Linked DNA regions of Homo sapiens: region 2 is linked to region 1. The links are chromatin loops, found by intact Hi-C in ENCODE. Cell type or tissue: HepG2. All regions are shown on one strand.

The links. Hi-C counts contacts between places; a loop is a spot of excess contacts. Peaks named below come from ENCODE experiments on the same cell type or tissue, not always from the same donor. Only the 100,000 strongest peaks of a DNase experiment are listed, where the experiment ranks them.
Region 2: it touches region 1 in a loop (6-fold over the local background); 6 of 110 quality-filtered maps call a loop at or near these places.

What each region holds. Positions count from the first base shown.
Region 1 is chr1:173,210,035-173,212,534 of GRCh38, forward strand. It overlaps a transcript of TNFSF4 not described here. Among named protein-coding and RNA genes, the nearest start is that of TNFSF4, 4.0 kb to the left of the region's middle. In HepG2, no CTCF peak of the experiment used is centred here; DNase peaks (open chromatin) are centred at 447 and 967; H3K4me3 peaks cover 596 bases.
Region 2 is chr1:173,131,821-173,134,320 of GRCh38, forward strand. No RefSeq gene overlaps it. Among named protein-coding and RNA genes, the nearest start is that of TNFSF4, 74 kb to the right of the region's middle. In HepG2, no CTCF peak of the experiment used is centred here; no DNase peak of the experiment used is centred here.

The DNA.
Region 1 (2,500 bases):
TTTTTTTTTTTCTTTGGTTTGAGGGTTTTGTTGTTGTTTGGATTTTTTGGTGTCTGGGTTTTGGTTTTGGGGTTTTTTGGTGATAAAAAAAATCTACATTTTTCATTTATCTCTAAGTCAGATTTTCATTTGTCCATTCAACAAGACTGAGCCAAATACTAGAGGAAAAGACACAAACAAAACACATTTTTAGTCCTCAGGGAGGTCACAGACAGGAAAGCGGAATCTCCACAACCTGGAAAGTTCTGGGTCCTAGGTATCAGTGCAGAAGGGAAGGGTGCAGGGGGACAGGTGCTAATCTACACTGGAATTAGGACAGGAACAGCTTCCTTGATCTGGGAGAAACGAGAAGCAGTCTGGCCATCTGGGGCACTGGGGAGGGGCAGTGCCTGTTGGGCCAGGAGTGAGGGCAGTGGAGCCTGTTTGTGCAGTGTCAGTTCAGGGAACTACAGCTGAAGAGGAAGATGGTGAAGGAGAGTGGCTGCTGGAGAAGAGGCTCAGAAGAATCTGTCGTAAATGGACTTTTGTTACAAGTTAAGGACTTTGGACTTCATGCTGCAGCTACTGGAGAAACATGGAGAGGTTTGAAGCAGAATGTGATATGATATGATATGATTACATTTTAGAATTACAAAAAAAATCACTCTGACTGAGGGAAATAGAAATGGCAGGTACTTCAGGAAATAATTCTAGGGGGGGGAAAAGAGACAGATATGGCAAGGCAGGATCAAGTTGGCCAACTGGGAGACATTTCCAGGGTGCTCTGTGCCAGCTGAGGGAATGAGTGAGATCTAAAATTCCACCTCTGCAGTCAGCTCTCTAAGCCCTCCATCCTGGTACAGGAAGTTTCCTCCTGCAGGAAGGGATATGTTTATCATCCCACAAAGGTGAACTTTGCTTCCTAAGCCCTGAACAAAGGGCTGTACTCATTTAAATGCAGGCTCTTTTTCTAATTTATAAACCCGCAGGGGGTGCCTTGTTCTAAAACACACAAAGACAGTGGTATAAGCTAGGGACCTTGAGTCTGCAATGATTCAAGTGAGAAATAAGGTCCTAAACTAAAGCAGGGAGGACACAAATGGAGAAGACACTTACAGTGGCTCTTCATTCACCAGACATTCTGAGAGTGTACTCAGTGCCAATCTCTGAGCATACACAGGGAGTCATAGATAAACTCTGCCCTGGGACAAGTGATAGAGTGATGTCGGAGGTGACAGAAACAAATGCATTTTCAAATGTCAAAATCTGATTTGTAATCTGCCTTTTCAACCTATTCCTGATCCTAATGTCACTGTCCTGGTTAATGTTTTTGTACTCCAGGACCTCAAAATCCAAGAATCAACTTTGAATCATCCTCGTTCCCAGTCATCAAGCTTTGTAGGCTAGCCCTGCAATGCAGTTTTTTCTTTCCTCCTCTTTGCCATTCCTATTGCTTCTAATCCAAACTCTTATTACTCCTCACTTGAGCTCCTGCAGTCAGCTCTCCAAGCCCTTCATCCTGGCACAGGTTTCCTCCTGCAGGAGTTCCAAGTTTTCCTTCCAAACTTATCTCCCTCTATTTTCTGATTATTTCTAATATTCACTCTGCCTCAAACACCCTTACCCTCCACCTCTGACTATCAAAACCCTACACGTTACACATTCCCCATGAAGGGCTGTCCTGTGAGGTAGTGAGCTTGCTGTGTTCTAGAAGTACTAAACAAAACCTTGAAGAAATTCTGTTCAGAGAATTCTAGCATTGAGTAGATTGTTGATAGGATCAGTGGCTCCCAAAGCCTAGTTTATCATCTGAATCACTAGGAGAACTTTTTAATGATTCTGACTCCTAATACCTTCACTCTAGAAATTCTGATTCCTTGGGTGTCTTAGTCTATTTTGTGTTGCTGTAAAGGAATACACAAGGCTGGGTAACTTGTAAGGAAAAAAAGGTTTATTTGGCTCACAATTCTGACGGCTGCAACATTCAAGGTTGAACATTTGCATCTTGTGAGGGCCTCATGGTGCTTCTACTCATAGTGGAAGGTAAAAGAGAGCTAGAGTGTGGAGATATCACATGGTAAGAGAGAAAGCAAGATACAAGAGAGAGGTGCCAGGCTCTCTTTAACAACCAGCTCTTGCAGGAACAAATACAGTGAGAACTCACTCACCCCAAAAGGAGGGCATTAATCTATTCATGAGAGACCTGCTTTCATGACCCAAACACTTCCCATTAGGCCCCACTTCCAACACTGGAGCTCAAATTTCAACATAAGGCTTGGAGGGGACAAACATCGAAACCATAGCAGTAGGTTTGGAGTGATGCCTTTTGAAGCCATATTTCTAAAATAGTCCATAAGAGCCAGACTTGTGAATCTCCCTAAACAACCACTGAAGGTCTCTTTCACCATTACTTTCTATGATAGGAAGCCTCACCCGGATTTCCCAGAAGAATGCAGCTGTTTTCACCTCTGTGTTGAGAGCATTTATTATGCTCTGTTTCATCTTGTAATTCTTTAAATCT
Region 2 (2,500 bases), 78 kb before region 1:
TCTACTGTTTGCAATAGTTTCAGAAGGAATGGTACCAGGTCCTCTTTGTATCTCTGGTAGAATTCGGCTGTGAATCTGTCTGGTCCTGGGCTTTTTTTGTTGGTAGGCTATTAATTACTGCCCCAATTTCATACCACCACTGGGGTATGAAAAAAAACTTTTGCAGCTAGCTCGCTGTCTGCCCAAATGGCCGCCTAGTTTTGTGCCTGAAACCCAGGGCCCTAGTAGTGTAGGCACCTGAGGGATTCTCCTGGTCTGCGGGTTGCGAAGACCATGGGAAAAGCGTAGTATCTGGGCTGGAATGCGTTGTTCCTCACAGCACAGTCCCTCATGGCTTCCCTTGGCTAGGGGAGGGAGTTCCCCAACCCCTTGCACTTCCCAGGTGAGGTGACATCCCACCCTGCTTCAGCTTGCCCTCCATGGGCTTCACCCACTGTCTAACCAGTCCCAATGAGATGAGCTGGGTATCTCAGTTGGAAATGCAGAAATCACCCACCTTCTTCATTGATCTCACTGAGAGCTGCAGTCCAGAGCTATTCCTATTCAACCATCTTTCATGGTGAATTAGCTGAATAGTTTTCCATATGTTTGGGTAAACATATAGAAAACTCTTGAATTTGACCTCCTACAACTTCTACCATATAAACCAAAATTAAAATTCTAAGCCTTTCAACTGACTGATGGATCCTCCTCTTGGCCAAGGGCATTCCAAAGTAAACCTGATAATCTATTTCTGGGTTCTGGCCATGATGGAAATGATGTGGTGGGGTGGGGGCAGGACAGACACGCCTTACTGTACTCTTCTCCCTTTGGAATTCAGGCACAATGAACCAGCATTAACATTAAAACAGAGATCTTAAGCCTGACAAAACAGACTCTGTAGCAATAAGACACCAAATTCCTACCTGACTCTATATAGCATCATATGACAGACAGCAAGCCATGATAGAAATGGAAGTATTTTACCCCAAAATACATTTCTTTGACATATTTTGAAATGGCCCTATAAAACTGTTTCTTGTGGAGAAAATCTACATTCTGTAGAGAATCCCCTTCCCTTTCTAGGTCTTTACCCTGATCCAGAAGAGCTTAATTAAGAGTCACACTTTGTTAGGTCTGATTAGAGATATTTACTGTCTATTCTCTCTGAAGCCTGCTACCTGGAGGTTTCATGTGCTTAGTAAAACCTCAGTTTGCACAACGTCCTATTTTAACACAGACATTCCTTTCTATTGATTCCAGATTTTTAGATAATAACTCCTCCAATCGATTGCCAATCAGAAAATCTTTGAATCCACCAAACCAATTATACATCTTACATGTATTAGTTCATGTCTTATGCCTTCCTAAAATGTATAAAACCAAGCTGTAGCCCAACCATCTTGGGCACATGTTTTCATGATCTTCTGGAGCTATGTCATGGTCGCCATGTATACCTCAGAATAAAACTTCAAAGACTCTTTCATTGACTCTCCATTGACAACCACAAGAGTTGGACTTCTCTCTCTCATTATCTCTCTCTCTCGCTCGCTCTTCTTCCCCCTCAAGCCCAAAAGTCCTTGAGCATAGAATTCATTGATTAAAGGATTAAAGTGTGGGAGACCAAGGCAATGACCAGAGATTTGGAACAATGCAATATGTTCATAGAAAACCAAAATACTTTGATGGAGTGGAGAAAAATCCAGTCGTTAAGACCATCAGTGATCTTATATAACATATTTGGGTTTTGCTTTGAAGGCAATGAAGGTGTCATTGAAGGATTTTAAGCAGAGTAGTGGCAAGATCAAAATTCATTTTAATGCATGCACTGTAGCCTGGAGAGAGGACTTGGAGGGGATTGAGTTCATATGGCCATGCATCAGTGCCAGTGACCTGCAATATTTCACTTGCCCCCTGCTATCTGTGAGACAATGCATGTGAGGGGTATAGGTAACAGGGAGTAGCCTTCATTTCTTTCCCTTGAGTGAGGAAAAAAAATTACTTTTAATCGCACATTTGTAAACTGCTGCCAGAGTGTCTCTATTTGGGCTACCTCTATTGGAAACTGTCTTGTACTTCTTTCCTAATTTGACCTCTCAAGGAGTCAAGTCTTGTTGTCTGGCCTTGTCTAATTGCTACGGGACAGTTTTCTTGTTGCTTTCTTCTCAGACATATTAGTTATTGTTTCTGATTAATAGTTCATGCCTGGCAACCCTCAGGAAAAGTCTCCAAATCATCCATGTCACTGATAGGGTTAGAAGCTGCTATACATAAACCCTCTTTTGTTCCCTGTCATTGAGAACTGACATTTCATTATCTATGTGTTACTTTCCCTCTTAATGAGCAATAAGCTTTGTTTGACATGAGCGGCAGATGAATTTGCCTAAGAAAATTTGCTTTAACAGAAGACTGTCCAAAGACATTCTTGCTGGACCTGAGAGTTAGCTACATGCTAGCAAGCATGAATCATCCTTAGACGTCTATGAAAACCATAAAGACAGTGTGTAAACGTCACAGTCCA